Linked DNA regions of Homo sapiens: regions 1, 2, 4 and 5 are each linked to region 3. Evidence: chromatin contacts called from ENCODE Hi-C or POLR2A ChIA-PET data. All regions are on one chromosome and are shown on one strand. Each heading gives the region's core, a stretch centred on a gene start or an enhancer-like site at or near the end of the contact. The rest is flanking DNA. Distances are from core to core; before and after follow the strand shown. Region 1 holds the start of TSN (translin). Region 2 holds the start of CLASP1 (cytoplasmic linker associated protein 1). Region 3 holds the start of C2orf76 (chromosome 2 open reading frame 76). Region 4 holds the start of CLASP1-AS1 (CLASP1 antisense RNA 1). Region 5 holds the start of NIFK (nucleolar protein interacting with the FHA domain of MKI67).

Region 1 (2,700 bases), core at 196-2,695, 2.4 Mb before region 3:
AAAGTCACTAAAAAGCCTTAGATTCCTCAGATACCCTTTAAAGAATAATAGCCACCCATTAAACCCAAGTATTCAATTGGGACATTATAATGGATGACGTGTGTGAACGCAACTTGCAAAATGAAGAGTTAAATGCAACACAAGAGTCGGGTATTTCTAATTCTTTTTTCTTTTTTTTTTTTTTTTTGAGACGGAGTCTCGCTCTGTCACCCAGGCTGGAGTGCAGTGGCGCGATCTCAGCTCACCGCAACCTCCGCCTCCCGGGTTCACGCCATTCTCCTGCTTCAGCCTCCCGAGTAGCTGGGATTACAGGTGTGCGCAACCATGCCCAGTTAATGTTCTTTTATATTTTTAGTAGAGACAGGGTTTCCCCATGTTGGCCAGGCTGGTCTCAAACTCCTTACCTCAGGTGATCTGGCCGCCTCGGCCTCCCAAAATGCTGGAATTACAGGCATGAGGCGCCGCTCCCCGCCTCTAATTCATTTTTAAAATATTCACTGAGCATACTTATGTGCGAGGCACTGTGTAAATACCGGGGAACCAAGCACACAATCCCTTCCCTCTGGCGGTTTAACATACAATGAGGGAGAAGATTTTTTTAAAATAATCAATATTACACACATTAAAAAAAGTTAATGTGCTACTAGAAAACATAACAGGAAATAGATCGCTTAGACTGTGACGCCAATGAGATAAATACGAGACAATCAGGAAAAGAACGGGAAAGAAGCAAATTCCAGGAAAAGCAAACAGGCAGGAAGCTATTTGGGGCACTAGAAGAGGTAAAGTGAACATCATACACAAAGACAGAGAGCATAAACGAGATTGAAGAGAAACCATGTGAGCCACAGTAGAGTCTGATTTTTTATCCTGTGTGGCATAGGAAATCACAGGAGAGTTTTAAGCAGATCACATGTGCTTTTAAGACACCAACAAAAATACACGAAACGCTCATTCGCTGAAGACCAGGTGCTAATCGAGCCTTCGATATAAACAAGTGCTGAAAAGAAGGAAAACTGACACAAACGAGGCAAGTGATGCTGAGAAGCTGAGACTCGAACACGGGGAATCAGGACAGAGCAGCAAAATTTTGGGCGGGGGCGGGGAGTGCCTAACCTAAAGCTAGAGGGGAAGCAACCCACCCTCGGAGGCGTCCCCACCGCCCGAGACTGAGCGACAGAGGAGGGCCGGGCGAAGTGGCCCAACTAGGCATGGAAAGGCAAAGGGAATGGGGAAGGGAGGGGGCTCGCCTCTCGGATGTCCTGCTCGGCAGCCAAAAAGCCCTGCAGCTCCACGAAGATCTCGCTCACAGACATGGCGCCGGCTGCACAACAATCAGCCAGTGTAGCAAGGGCGGCCAAGGAAGTGGACGCCGCAGGCAACCAGCGCAATCAATCGCAACGGCCGCCGCTACCGCCGCGTCCCCCCGGTCTTACGCCACGACCGTCGCTAGGGTCCTCCGAGGCTCGCGGCGCGCCGGAGGACGGGCTGTCCGCCGCGCTGCCTGAGGCGCCGTCCGCTGCGTTCGGAACCGAGGCGCGCGTCCAAAGGGCAGAGGAGAGGGAGAGTGGGCGGGGCCTCAGTCTGAGGCCTTCAGACAGGCATCGCCAGAAACAACCTGCGAAGGCGGCCCTCGGAGCACGTGGGCCTGAGGGAGGGCGGGGACGGGCGTGTAGGTGGTGCGGGCAAGTGGGGCTGGTTAGCTTATATGTGTGTATTTATTTCATACACAACAACAGTTGGAGGGAAATATTTGACAACGAAAGAGTATGCACAAAAAACAGGTGCAGAAGAATGTAGAGAGAGTTCAGCCTTCGTGAGAGAGTAGGGGGCCAGTGCATTTCCAAAAAAAAGGAAAATAAAAGTAACGTATGTAGGACTGTGAGTAGGGAATGGATTGGGAGCGAAAATTTTCTGTGTAGATCTTTTAATGTCTTCTCTGTATGGCTGTATTACCTATTTTTAAATTAAACGGCTTTTTTAAGCGTGTGCGGTGGGATGTTTCTCTTTCCACTCACACCTTGTCCTAATTCCCCTTCCATGCCCTATAACGGTTTCCCCTTTCATGCCCTATAACGGTTTCCCCTTTGTTCTTGAAGAGTTATTTCATACACACATACTGTGTGTGTGTTCTTGAACAGTTATTCCATACACAAATACAGTGTGTGTGTGTGTTGCACTCGCCAGATGAATTGGAATGATTCTTATCAACTAAATGATAATTTATTGCTTGCTTTGTTTCTGACATTATTCTAAACTCTTTACATGAAGGATCATATTTAATTCTCATTATATGAGAATAATTTCATGTCCATGAAGAAGACAGTAAGACCACTAGCACCTACATTTTTAAAAAACTATCGGCCGGGCGCAGTGGCTCACACCTGTAATCCCAACACTTTGGGAGGCCAAGGCGGGCAGATCACAAAGTCAGGAGTTCGAGACCAGCCTGACCAACATGGTGAAACTCCGTCTCTACTAAAGATACAAAAACTAGCCGGGCGTGGTGGCGCGCGCCTGTAATCCCGGCAACTCGGGAGACTGAGGCAGAAGAATCGCTTGAACCCGGGAGGCACAGGTTGCAGTTAGCCGAGATCACACCACTGCACTATAGCCTGGGCAACAGACTCCGTCTCAAAAAAAATAAAAAACCCTTTCTTATCTCGTGTTTGTTCTCCCAAAACCCATTCGTCTGTCCTA
Region 2 (2,700 bases), core at 137-2,636, 2.3 Mb before region 3:
CTCTCCGACCATACCTCCTAAGACCCTGAGGATCAGGGGGCATTATCTCATAGTTCTCCCGCACTTCTCTCCCATCCCAACACATACACTAGCAAGGAGCTCCGCACACAAGCTCCTCCAGTAAAAACAACGCACTGGGCAGTGCATCTCAACACATCAAATTACCGGCGTGCATAGGAGCCTGATGCGGCAAATCTGTGGGTCCTTCGGGATCCTTGAAGGCAGCCCTATAATTTGCATTTTTCTACGCTCCAAAACACTTTCCGGGCCAGATGCGGTGGCTCACTCCTGCTGTCCCAGCACTTTCGAAGACCCAAGACGGCGGATCACTTGAGGTCAGGAGTTTGAGACAAGGCTGGGAAACATGGTGAAACCCATCTCTACAAAAAAATACAAAAAGTAGTTGGGGGGGGGTGGTGCACGCCTGTAATTCCAGCTACTCGGGAGGCTAAGGCAGGAGGATCACCTGAGCCTGGGAAGTCGAGGCTGCAGTGAGCCGTGATCGCGCCACTGCACTCCATCCGGCCTGGGCGACGGCGGTGAGACCCTGTCTCAAAAAAATAAAAGCCACCACTTTCCCACTTATTATCCCAGGGAAACGCACGCGACGGAGGAGCGAAGGAGCGTTTATTTGTGGAGGCGCTCAAGTAAGAAACCCTGCTCGCTGGCCGACTCAAGGGTCTCCAAAGCCTTCTCTGGGCTGTCTCCCCTCCCCAAAAGGCAAAGAACCGTTAACAAGTTTACTTCCGGCACAAGCGTCCGCGCCTGCTCGGAAAAGGGAGCGTGGACACACAGCTCTGTTACGGGAAGTCGCAGGGCACAATTTCCTTCATTGCAGTCGCCCTCTGGGCGGACGCCCTAACCCAGAAGTGAAAGACCGTTTCCTTCGAGTATCAGACCCCCGACCAAAGGAAGTTCCACTTGGACGACTTTTACCCAGGGTTTCCCGATTCCTCTTTAGCTCTTCCTATCACGCTCCCTGCTTGCTGGTGCATTGTTGCTGTGGCCACTTAGTTCCGACCTTCCTTGTCTAACTCGAGTTTTGTCGCAACTTTCCAAGGGGCCTAACCACAACCTTTTCCGTAAAAAAAAACAAAAACAAAACCTTTACCCTACGGGTCCCCATCAGGGTCAACTAACGTTCTCCGTGAGGGGCAAAGCTCCCGGGGACTTTACGCCAGCGAAGCCTAACACGGCCAGGCCAGCGCCTGCGCGGGGCGTTACCATAGAGAGGCAGCCGCCTCTCTGGTCTCGGTTTACGCTCTCTATGGTGTACCCGGGTTGGTGGCGGTAAGAAGAAAAAGGGTGACCGCACTGCGCAGGCGCCCTCGGCGTCTCTCTCGCTCTCTCGGTCTTTTTTTTTTTTTTCTTTTTTTTTTTTTTTAATCCCCGCACCAAGCGCTTAACCTCATTGGGGTGGAGGAGAAGGCGGCGGCTCTCTGGTCCGCAGCGGCAACAGTAACGAAAAACAGGGCTGTAAGTACCCGGTCAGGGGGCGGAGGGTCAGACCCGAGCCCTCTCGCGGCCCTGGCCCCTCCCGCGCAGTGGCGGGCGCCGGGTCTGGGTGGGGGCGATGTCCAGCGCTGTCATCGGCTCTTGGGTGCACTTTGGGGGGATGGGGCGGCCCTGAGGTGGGAGCCTGGCGAGGAGCGGGATGCGAGGGTTGTTTATCCAACCAGTAGGTCGCTGAGCCCAGGCTGCTTTGCAGAGGGAGGGGATCGGCCCTGGGGTCAGTCGGGCTTTGTGTGCCCCTCTCTGTTTCCCTTTTCCAGACCCCACCCGGGCCCCCTTCCTAACCCGAGTCTCCCCTGCCGGGTGGGAGAAGCCAGCGAGCCCGGGGCGCGTTTGAAAGGAAGGGAGGGGGCGAGGGAGAGAAACCCACAACAACTAGTCATTGGCGAGTGATGGGTGTGAAGAAAGATCCAGAGAGAAGGGGTGCCGGGAGGCGGGCGGCCCGGGCTCCCGTCCTGGGCTCCCAACCGGGCCAGACAAAAGCTGCGCGAGCGGCGCCGAGCGGAGCGGCCGGCTTGATGGGATGCACAAGGTCCCCTTGGTTCCCGGGGCCTTCGAAGAGCTTCTTTCTGAAGCTGGGAAAGCGAACAAGTGCTGAGTTAAGCCTGTGCAGACTTCTCAACTTGCCTTTGTTGTTCTTTGGTATTGGCAGAGACGCTCTGACGAAGATGAGTGTGTGATCTTGCACGTTAGCCTGGCTAGGTACAATGGAGCTAATCGAATTTTGCTTTCCGTTTTCCGAGCTGCTGGGATGAGTATGGGGCTTTCCAGAGTTTAAATTATTACATAATATTTTTAAAATAGTTGTTTGCTTCTAAAATTAAAAAAAATTAATGTGGAGTCTGAAAGCACGCTGTGGTGAGTTTGCAGCTGAGTTTGCAGCTGGGTGAGTTTCTGTGTAGTGGGGTGCGTTCATTAAATACTGACCATTCGTAGAACCTGTGAGCTCTTTAAACATGATACTTTCATTTGTAGATGTGGCAATGAGAGCTTCAGATTCTCTAGTCCTTTGGGAGACCGTGATGCAGAAGAGTCAGAAGCGAGAAATAGTTTCATGCCGCCATGTACCTTGGACCCTATTTGGGTGCCACAGTCCGTTTTCAATTCTGGCATTAGAAATTGTTTTTATTACTACGATTATTTACGACGGTAACTGACCTCTCGATATGAGGGATCCTGGATATTGGC
Region 3 (2,700 bases), core at 80-2,579:
TGAGGGCCTCCTCTGGGTGGGAGAGGGTAAGAATCCTACTGTGGCCTGATGACAGCCCAGTTACGGGGATGGAGAGGTGGGAAAGGTGGCACCCTTCGGGCAATGCAGCCCCTGAAGTGTGTCTGCCCCTCCCTGCCCCAACAGGGCAGCTAGAAAGATTCAGCAACACAAGAAGGGGAAGCCCCTCCAGTTCACTCATTCAATCGAAAACCATATATCCAGAGCTCTCACAAACGCAGGCATCAGGTCTGGAAATACAGCAGTGAAGAGGGCAGGCCAAGCCTTCGCCCCCAGTGGGGGTCCCCTCTGCGGGAGAAGCAGCGCGGCCAACTGCCTGGCCACCACCGGGCCAGGCACTAGGGAGTGGCCGGGGCTGCAGCGAAGCCCTGGCCTGAGGACAGACGGGGCACAGTATGCTGGAAACAGCTGAAAGGGGACAGGGCATGAGTGCCGCGGTGTCAGCGCCGGAGCCCGTTGGTCCCCTCCCTCCCCCTGGGGCCCGCGCGTTCAACACCGACCTCTGTCCCAGTGCCCGGATTGGCAGAGGCAGGCGGGAGGAGCCAGAGGTCGCCCCACATAGCTCGGTCTCAGACAAGGGTCTACACTGGAGAGAAGGGAGGGGCCCCTGGGTCACCTCTCCCCGGGCCGCGATTCTCCTCGTCCCGCACTCTGAGCAGCCGGCCCCGTACTTCCCCTGACCTCCAAGCTCTCGGCCACGGACTCCTCGCTTCCCCACTCCGCCGCGACGTCCTGCCCTGTGCTTCGGGATGGGGACTGAGTCTCCTCGCTCCTCCAATCCGTGCAACCCCTTCCCCCATCTCTCCATCAAGCACCCTCGACTCCCACCCCTCTCCCGCTACACAGCGAAGTCCACCCCATGGGCAACTTTCCGGCAGTTGCGGGGTGGGCAGCAGATTTAGAAATCCCCAAACGGAAAATCCCGCTCACAAGGCTCTGTCCAACGAATCAGGGCTAGGCATGGGCCCATGAGCAAGTGAGGGGCACGGAAGGAAAGAGCCCGAGAGCTTCTGGCAGCCGGCTGAGCCCCCAACGGGCCTCCCGCCCGCTGCACCTTCGCAGCCTGGCTGTGCACGCGCTGTACCTGAGACATCCTGGCCGACTTGCAAGAACTCCAGGGAGACAGCGGAGGAGGCGAGGACCAGGAAGCGATCGCCCAGATTGCACTGGCAAGCGCCTTTAGAGGCGCGGTCCACTCGCCCCAACCCTGCTCGGGCGAGCACCGGAAAGCCAATCAGAAGCCAGCTATGCGCTAGGGGCGTGCCCAGCCCCCGCCGCGGCGCTAGCCCCGCCCGAGCCCACGTGGGACCGCTTGCGCAAACGCCGGGAGTAGCCGAAGGGGACGCCGGGAACAGGTGGGGACAACGGAAGTAGGGTGCTTAGTTTTGCTGCCGGGAGTTGGTCGAGAGTTGGGTTCAGTCCTGGCCCGTTGTGGGGACGGCACGCGGGGGAAGGGGAGGGGACGGAGACCGAAGAACGGAGGTCCTTATGTTTCTTTTCTTTCCTTAAATCTTGCCCGGCCTGAAGAGGCCGGAAGTTGCATCTCTGGACAAGTAAACTCTGAGACCTGGGAATGGCGGGCGGGACCCGCTCCTCCCTTGGGGTCTAGAGGAGACCCCCGGAGATGGTCCCTGATGAGCAGCGTGATGGTGGAAAGCTGGACTGGTCTCCCGAAAGGCGAAGCCGAGGCTTCTTCCTCTGAACTTTTGGCACGTTCTTTGACTTGCTTGTGGCCGTAGTGTCAGGCCTGTATTGCACATTTATGTCTGTGGTGCATTTCTCCATCTGGTGCGTTAAAGGCAGGGACGGTGTCTTATTTGTCTTGATTTAACAAACTTGGACGGGACGAAGTGCTCAGCAAATATTTGTTAAATGAATGGCTGTTTATTGAACTCCTGTTGGGTAACTTGCACTGTTCTAGACCTTGGCAGACAGCAGTGAACAAAGCGGGTGAATCCCTGCAATCTTGGAACTTACAAGTAGGGACAGTAGTTTATACAATAAGTTAAATATAGAGTACTTTAGGGGCTTAGAGAGTTGGAAGTTTATAGTTTTAAATGGAGGAGGGGGAGTATTGAGGGAAGGTGACATTTGAGAAAGTTCCTCAAGGAGGGGAGGGAAGATTCCAAGCAGAGAACAAGTGTAAAGGCGTGGGCAAGGAACCAGGGGAAGAGTAGAAAGATGAGGCTGGAGAGTTTTGGCGGTGGCAGACTGGCTAGGTGATGCAGAAGTTGGCCATCACAGGGACTTTGACTGTCATGCTGAGTGAGATGGGAAATCGTAAAAGGGTTTGAAAAGAGGATGAGGAGACGGAGGGGAACGTCTTTGCGAGATTGTTACACAGCCTAATCTCCATGGGAACTGAAAGGAGCAGCACAGGTGTCTGGAAGTGTTTTAGGATCGATGTTTAAGAAGCTAAAGGAAGACTTCTCTGGCAGTGGTTGCAAAGGAGCTGGGTGAAGAGAGGGAAATGATGGAAAATTCTCTGGAGATCATTAAAAAAGCAAAGTCATTCCTCTCTAATTCATAATTTGTGGCAAGAGGGCTGGACTACAAATCTCTGCCCTGCCTACACCTTCCCCCTCCCCAGGGAAGGTAGACGCTTTCAGACTTAACTTGCTAACTTAATGTAGGTCACGTTTTATGGAATGTTTGGGAAGAAATGAAGATGCAATAGGGAAC
Region 4 (2,700 bases), core at 3-2,502, 2.2 Mb before region 3:
GTTTCACTGTGTTAGCCAGGATGGTCTCGATCTCCTGACCTCGTGATCCGCCCCCCTCGGCCTCCCAAAGTGCTGGGATTGCAGGCGTGAGCCACCGCGCCCGACCTGGATTACATTTTATGTGAGGTGCAAAGACCTACTGAAACTTCGTCTCCTATTGAAACTTGACCTAGACTACTGGGCTGACTCAGCATAAGGAAGTTACAGAACAGTTGATGATCGGCGTAAAGTTAAAGGGGTGAAGTTCTGTTGAAATCCTTCCCGTTTAATCACCGCAAAAACTGAAAGAACTTTACTTGCGACACTAAAACCACGCGTCTTGTGCACCCTCTACTGGTTTAACCACAAAGTACTAGTTTATTTACGAATTACTGCTGTTTGAACTGATAAGTCTATGAAAACAGGTTTTCATTTTTCCAAAAATTGCACCAAAATAAAGCAAAAGCTCTAGTTGATGCGGGTGTGTTGTTCAGGCGTTAGCAGTACTGCCCTCACTATGCGCTCATTGGACAGTAGCGCAACCCCAAGAAAAGGATGGTTATAATAGAAAGTCCCTGGGCTGCAAGCAGGAAGCGCCAATACCTGGTAGGGTTGTGGTAATTAATTCGTGAGCCTCGCCCTAGTCGGTCTGGTAGCTAGCTTACCTCCAGCCTCCACAGCTTTCGACGACACCCCAATTCTTTGTTTTCTGAGGCTCCCGAAGGGTCGCAAAAGCGGCGGCTCGGTTTTACCCAGAAGACCGCGCGTCGGCCGCTCGAAAATTTGCATACGCTTTTCTCGCCGGGGCGGGGCTGGCGGGGGCGGGACCGCGGCGCGCTCTTGAACTCCACCCGCAGCTAACCCGGGTTTGGCTACGCTGTATTGCCTTTTATTTCGTTTCTCCTCACCGAGTATTTTCCATTATAGCTGTACATAGCTCTTTTTGTGGAAGATCATCCTTCTTCGTGCTAATCTCTTTGGTCCTCCAGTCGGCATGCGTCTGGACTCTCGGACTGCGTCTGGGCCGGAAATGTCTAGGCCTCCCCGGAGCGGGTGGGCGGGAGCGCTGCCCCGCAGGCCGGCTGCTAACAGGCTCCCGGTGTTTCCCGCTGCAGGTGGTTCTGCTGGGCATGGACATCCTGTCCGCCCTGGTGACCCGGCTGCAGGATCGGTTCAAGGCGCAGATCGGCACAGGTGAGCTGCGGCACTTGTGGAGCGGACCCGGCCCCTTCAGACCCCCAGCCTTCCCTCGGCCTCCCCGGCTCCCAAACCCTCCCGGCAGCCACCCTGCCTCCCCTCCAGCCCCCTCTCCCTCCCTTCCGCTCCTCCCAAACAGCCAGTCCCCGCCCTCCCCCGCAGCCCCCCTAAGCACTCGCAGCCTGGGTCGGCCGCCCCGCTGCCTTCCCTTCCAGCTGGACTCCCCTGGCCTCTGGGCCTGCGGGCGCCCTTACCCTCCCCCATACCTTTGTACTGGCTTCACTGTGTTCTCACACGGAACTTAGTAATACGTGTTCTAATATGAAATATTAGTGCCATTTTTATTTCTTATGCTAAATTAGCTGTCACTCTTTAGTGCCAACCAAGTCATATTTTACCCTGACCCCGGTCCCCTTTAATGAGAGGCAGTTTTCCTTGAGAAATCCTATAAAACCAAGCCAGTTGTATTTTTCTCCAGATGATTATGGTTGGCATGACTATTTTCACCTTGATTGTAAATGTCATTACAAATGTATAGTAAATGTTCACTCTTATTTTGAAGGGAAAACAGTATGTCAGCAAAATGAAACAAAACCCACAGATTTCATAGATTTAAATACCTCTAAATTCCTGACCTCCGGTGTTTCATGGGGGTAGTATAAACACTAAGCATCTCTATGCAACCATTTCCTTATGGAATTTCTCTGTTTTACGTTGGTACACATGTATTCTTTACTGTTAACTTTCCGACCAATATGCTCCTTCTGAAAAGGTCATGAGCACCGACTGTTTACAAATTTAAAAAAAGCTTTTACTTTTAGACATTTGATATTTTAATAGTGTTCCATTTTCCTCCTAAATTAGCTGAATTATTCAGGGATATCTCATGTAATAGAGGTTTACAAACTCTTAAAATAAGCTGATCTCTGGTCTACAGGTGCACTTGGACCACTGGTGGGAGGGTCCACCCTGGGTATGTCGGGGAAGATGGAGAGCTGGGCTCTGTCTCATGTGTGTATGGGCGTGATGTAAAACTAAAAATACACAATAGTGATGAAACTTAAGATTTATTCATAAGTGCCCACTCCTTCCACCCCCAAACACATATACTGGAGCCCCTCTCCTTGTGTTTTACCTAAATTTTCCTTTCTGTTGACTCTTCCTCTCAAGGTCTTCCATTTTTATCAGCTTACAAATACGTTGGGAACTGGCTGGAGGAACGTGGGGTAAGGAGGAAGACAAATAGTGTATCTGTCCATGCAAAGGATTTTGCAGACTCTTTTGGTGACTTTCATGGACTTCAGCAAGGAGAGTAGAGCTGTGAGCAAAGATGAGTGGTTTTAGAATGAGATACATCATTTAGGTCAGGGGTTTGTCTTCCCACATAATTGAGATAGGAATACTTGGTGACCACAGACCCCCAAATAGGGTTTCATTTGATCAGTTTCCATTTTGATTTTCAGTGCTGCCAAGTCTAATAGACAGACTAGGAGATGCTAAAGACTCTGTGAGGGAGCAGGACCA
Region 5 (2,700 bases), core at 158-2,657, 2.4 Mb before region 3:
GCAGTGAGTGAGCCAAAATCGCGCCACTGCACTCCAGCCTGGACGACAGAACGAGACTCCGTCTCAAAAAAAAAAAAAGAAAAGAAAGATGCAAACAGCCACAGCCTCGCTTTAAACCCGCCCATCCCCTCGCATTTACAAAACCCCAGTTTCATACTTTGACACACAGTCATGGGGCTCCAGCCTGCCGCCTCGCAGCTCTTCCCTCCTGTGCTGGGCTCCAACCCCACTGCCGCGTCCTTCTTTCTAGACCTAGGAACACTGTGCAGGCCTGTCCGGTCCAGCGGACGGCAGGCGCTCGGTTCTCCACACCCCGCTCTTTAGCCTTCAGGCCTCGGTGCTAACGCCACCTCCTAAGGGGGACCCTCCGGCGCCACCCAGTGTGCCTCTCCCCCACAAGCCTCTTTGGTCTCTTAAAGCAGCCATGCTGCCCTCAGGCTGTAAGTTCTCCAAGGGCCGCGGACGGACGGGGCCACACAGGAGAGCTCACACACAAGTGAGTGAAAGAATAACCAAATTAGGGCCGGGCGCGGTGGCTCACGCCTGTTATCCCAGTACTTTGGGAGGCTGAGGCGGGTGGATCACCTGAGGTCAGGAGTTCGAGACCAGCCTGGCCAACATGGTGAAACCCCGTTTCTACTAAACATACAAATTAAGCTGGGAGTGGTAACGTACAAATTAAGCTGGGAGTGGTGGCGGGCGCCTGTAATCAGCTACTCGGAAGACTGAGGCAGGAGAATCGCTTGAACCCGGGAGGCGGAAGTTGGAAGTTGCAGTGAGCCGAGATTGCGCCATTGCACTCCAGCCTGGGCAACCAAAGCGAAACTCTGTCTCAAAAAAAAATAATAATAATAATAAGCAAATTGAGGAATGAGAGCAGCATCTCAAGGACACAGGTACTGTTTTGGAATTTATTTTAGACCTTTTTTGAAAGTAGGCGTGAACGTAATTGTTTCAGGCACTCTTAAGCGAAGCCAGCCGGCGCCCCGACAGCCGAGGGTGCGGGAGCTCCCCACGGCCCAGCCCCAGCCCCAGACCCCGCTGCCGCGCCTCGGCACGCCCCTGCGCCCCGCCTCCGCGCCTCGGCGCTACTCACGCCCCGCCCTCCGCTCCTCGTCACGCCCCATGTCGCGCCTCCGCGCGACTCACGCCTCTCCCAGTCTCTCGGCACGACCTCGTGCCCCGCCCTCGCCCCTGGCGCAATTTATGCCCCGCCCCGCGCCTCGCCACACCCCGTGCCCCGCCCCCGCTTCTCCGGGCAACTCCTGCTCCAACCCCGCGCCCGACTCATGGCCCTCCCCGCCCCTCGCCACGCCTCGCCTCGCCTTAGCGCTTCGCCCCGCCCCTGTCCTGCCTCTACTTCCGCCTCGGGGGAGCTGGGAGCCCGACGTTTCCGGGAGCGCCGCGTGGTTAGCGTCGGCGGCTTTTGGCATGGCGACTTTTTCTGGCCCGGCTGGGCCAATCCTGTCGCTTAATCCGCAGGAAGATGTCGAGTTTCAAAAGGAGGTGGCGCAGGTTCGCAAGCGCATAACCCAGGTGAGCAGGCACCCTGGCCCAGGCTGCGAGCGGGGGCGATGGACCGGGTCTAGAGGGTATCTGGGGTTGCACGGTTTCCGGCCCGGGCGCCCCTTGCCTTCGTGCTCGCCTTCATTACCTCCAGGGTCTCCCAAGTGGATTCGACCGAATCAGGGACCGACCTCTTAAGCTTGCAGGCCACGGTTTCCGAGACGAAAGGGTTTACGCTGTTCGGTAAATGATGGAGGGGTTTGGCCGCTGAGGCCCTGGAGCCTTCATGTGGAGGGTAACGGGGAAGTATTGGGGTGACAGAAGCAGTAGAAAGAACCAGCTGGAGGGAATAGGCTCCTATACCACAGGTTATCTCCGGGTTAGAGCTGTCACGCTTCCGCGTTTCCCCCAAAAATGGGAGCCCCAGACTTAACACATTCGGGAAGTTTGTATGCCGGGTTGGTGATCTGGGAGTTATTAAAATAGAGTATTTGCCAGGTTCCACTTGCTGACTAGGGCCCCTGACATCGCTTATACTTTCTGTGGTTTTTAGCATAAAATACACAGGAAAACTTAGAAGTTCCTGTTACAGAGGTAAGGCTATGATGACTGAGACGTTGAAAGGCTAATCTGTACCGTGAGAGTTAACAAGCGTATCGAAAATTTTTCGATGAAGTGCGAGTAAACAGTAATATGCATACCAAATTGAAGCCTACGTTTATGTAGAGTTCTCTGGGCAGAAGATCTAAAATGGCTTGTTCAAAGATGTCCTTGCTTATCCGTTGATTGACATAGTTATTGAGCTCTAATATTATACTGGGTGCTGGGATGCCAGGCTGGAAAGATAGTTGACTACTGCTTGACCATGGCCTTTGTGGGGAGAGAAACACTAAACAGCCAGTTCTTTAATTACTACTGTGGTAAGTGGAAATGCAGAATAGGTTCTTGGGCCGAGGGCTAGGGGTTTTGTTACAATGTGATTTTCTTATTTATATATTTAATTTACCTGGTCTTTACGTCTTTAGCGAAAAAAACAAGAACAACTTACTCCTGGAGTAGTCTATGTGCGCCACCTACCTAACCTACTTGACGAAACCCAGATCTTTTCATATTTCTCCCAGTTTGGCACTGTGACACGGTTCAGGCTGTCCAGAAGTAAAAGGGTAAGATTTTTGCAGTTGGATTTAATGTTTT

The links. Hi-C counts contacts between places; a loop is a spot of excess contacts on that map. ChIA-PET counts read pairs that join two places held with the same protein, here RNA polymerase II (POLR2A). Pooled maps may share reads with other maps.
Region 1: a map of CD4-positive, alpha-beta T cell shows a loop between it and region 3 (6-fold over the local background). The contact joins the promoter of TSN here to the promoter of C2orf76 in region 3. A Hi-C loop is called at or near these places in 2 of 168 maps with a recorded cell type or tissue (CD4-positive, alpha-beta T cell and naive thymus-derived CD4-positive, alpha-beta T cell), 3 of 37 single-sample maps with no recorded cell type and 11 of 50 pooled maps.
Region 2: a loop to region 3 is called in a map of CD8-positive, alpha-beta T cell, with 10 times the contacts of the local background. The contact joins the promoter of CLASP1 here to the promoter of C2orf76 in region 3. A Hi-C loop is called at or near these places in 3 of 168 maps with a recorded cell type or tissue (CD4-positive, alpha-beta memory T cell, CD8-positive, alpha-beta T cell and naive thymus-derived CD4-positive, alpha-beta T cell), 1 of 37 single-sample maps with no recorded cell type and 11 of 50 pooled maps. POLR2A ChIA-PET finds 5 or more read pairs at or near these places in 1 of 52 experiments (CD4-positive, alpha-beta memory T cell).
Region 4: a map of CD4-positive, alpha-beta T cell shows a loop between it and region 3 (13-fold over the local background). The contact joins the promoter of CLASP1-AS1 here to the promoter of C2orf76 in region 3. A Hi-C loop is called at or near these places in 2 of 168 maps with a recorded cell type or tissue (CD4-positive, alpha-beta T cell and CD8-positive, alpha-beta T cell), 1 of 37 single-sample maps with no recorded cell type and 13 of 50 pooled maps. POLR2A ChIA-PET finds 5 or more read pairs at or near these places in 1 of 52 experiments (activated B cell).
Region 5: a map of naive thymus-derived CD4-positive, alpha-beta T cell shows a loop between it and region 3 (8-fold over the local background). The contact joins the promoter of NIFK here to the promoter of C2orf76 in region 3. A Hi-C loop is called at or near these places in 1 of 168 maps with a recorded cell type or tissue (naive thymus-derived CD4-positive, alpha-beta T cell), 1 of 37 single-sample maps with no recorded cell type and 12 of 50 pooled maps.

Annotation. Positions count from the first base shown.
Region 1 is chr2:121,754,396-121,757,095 of GRCh38, reverse strand. It overlaps TSN (translin), which reads right to left and starts at 1,445. Exons shown (of 6, transcript NM_004622.3): 1 at 1,251-1,445. The coding sequence starts at 1,316. RefSeq lists an enhancer at 1,391-1,580.
Region 2 is chr2:121,648,148-121,650,847 of GRCh38, reverse strand. It overlaps CLASP1 (cytoplasmic linker associated protein 1), which reads left to right and starts at 1,386. Exons shown (of 41, transcript NM_001395891.1): 1 at 1,386-1,476. It overlaps NIFK-AS1 (NIFK antisense RNA 1), which reads right to left and starts at 1,194. Exons shown (of 4, transcript NR_037857.1): 1 at 467-1,194; 2 at 166-380. RefSeq lists enhancers at 876-1,145, 1,177-1,803, 1,804-2,432.
Region 3 is chr2:119,365,463-119,368,162 of GRCh38, reverse strand. C2orf76 (chromosome 2 open reading frame 76) reads left to right here and starts at 1,329. Exons shown (of 6, transcript NM_001322331.2): 1 at 1,329-1,373. It overlaps DBI (diazepam binding inhibitor, acyl-CoA binding protein), which reads right to left and starts at 1,186. Exons shown (of 4, transcript NM_001079862.4): 1 at 1,103-1,186. The coding sequence starts at 1,111. RefSeq lists enhancers at 66-265, 796-1,125, 1,496-1,755 and a silencer at 1,226-1,375.
Region 4 is chr2:121,528,720-121,531,419 of GRCh38, reverse strand. It overlaps CLASP1-AS1 (CLASP1 antisense RNA 1), which reads right to left and starts at 1,252. Exons shown (of 2, transcript XR_001739683.2): 1 at 645-1,252. It overlaps CLASP1 (cytoplasmic linker associated protein 1), which reads left to right. Exons shown (of 41, transcript NM_001395891.1): 3 at 1,095-1,173; 4 at 2,640-2,700. It overlaps RNU4ATAC (RNA, U4atac small nuclear), which reads right to left and starts at 540; the gene lies at 411-540. RefSeq lists an enhancer at 863-992 and a silencer at 1,183-1,382.
Region 5 is chr2:121,735,582-121,738,281 of GRCh38, reverse strand. It overlaps NIFK (nucleolar protein interacting with the FHA domain of MKI67), which reads left to right and starts at 1,407. Exons shown (of 7, transcript NM_032390.5): 1 at 1,407-1,536; 2 at 2,532-2,669. The coding sequence starts at 1,432. RefSeq lists a silencer at 921-1,370 and an enhancer at 1,471-1,520.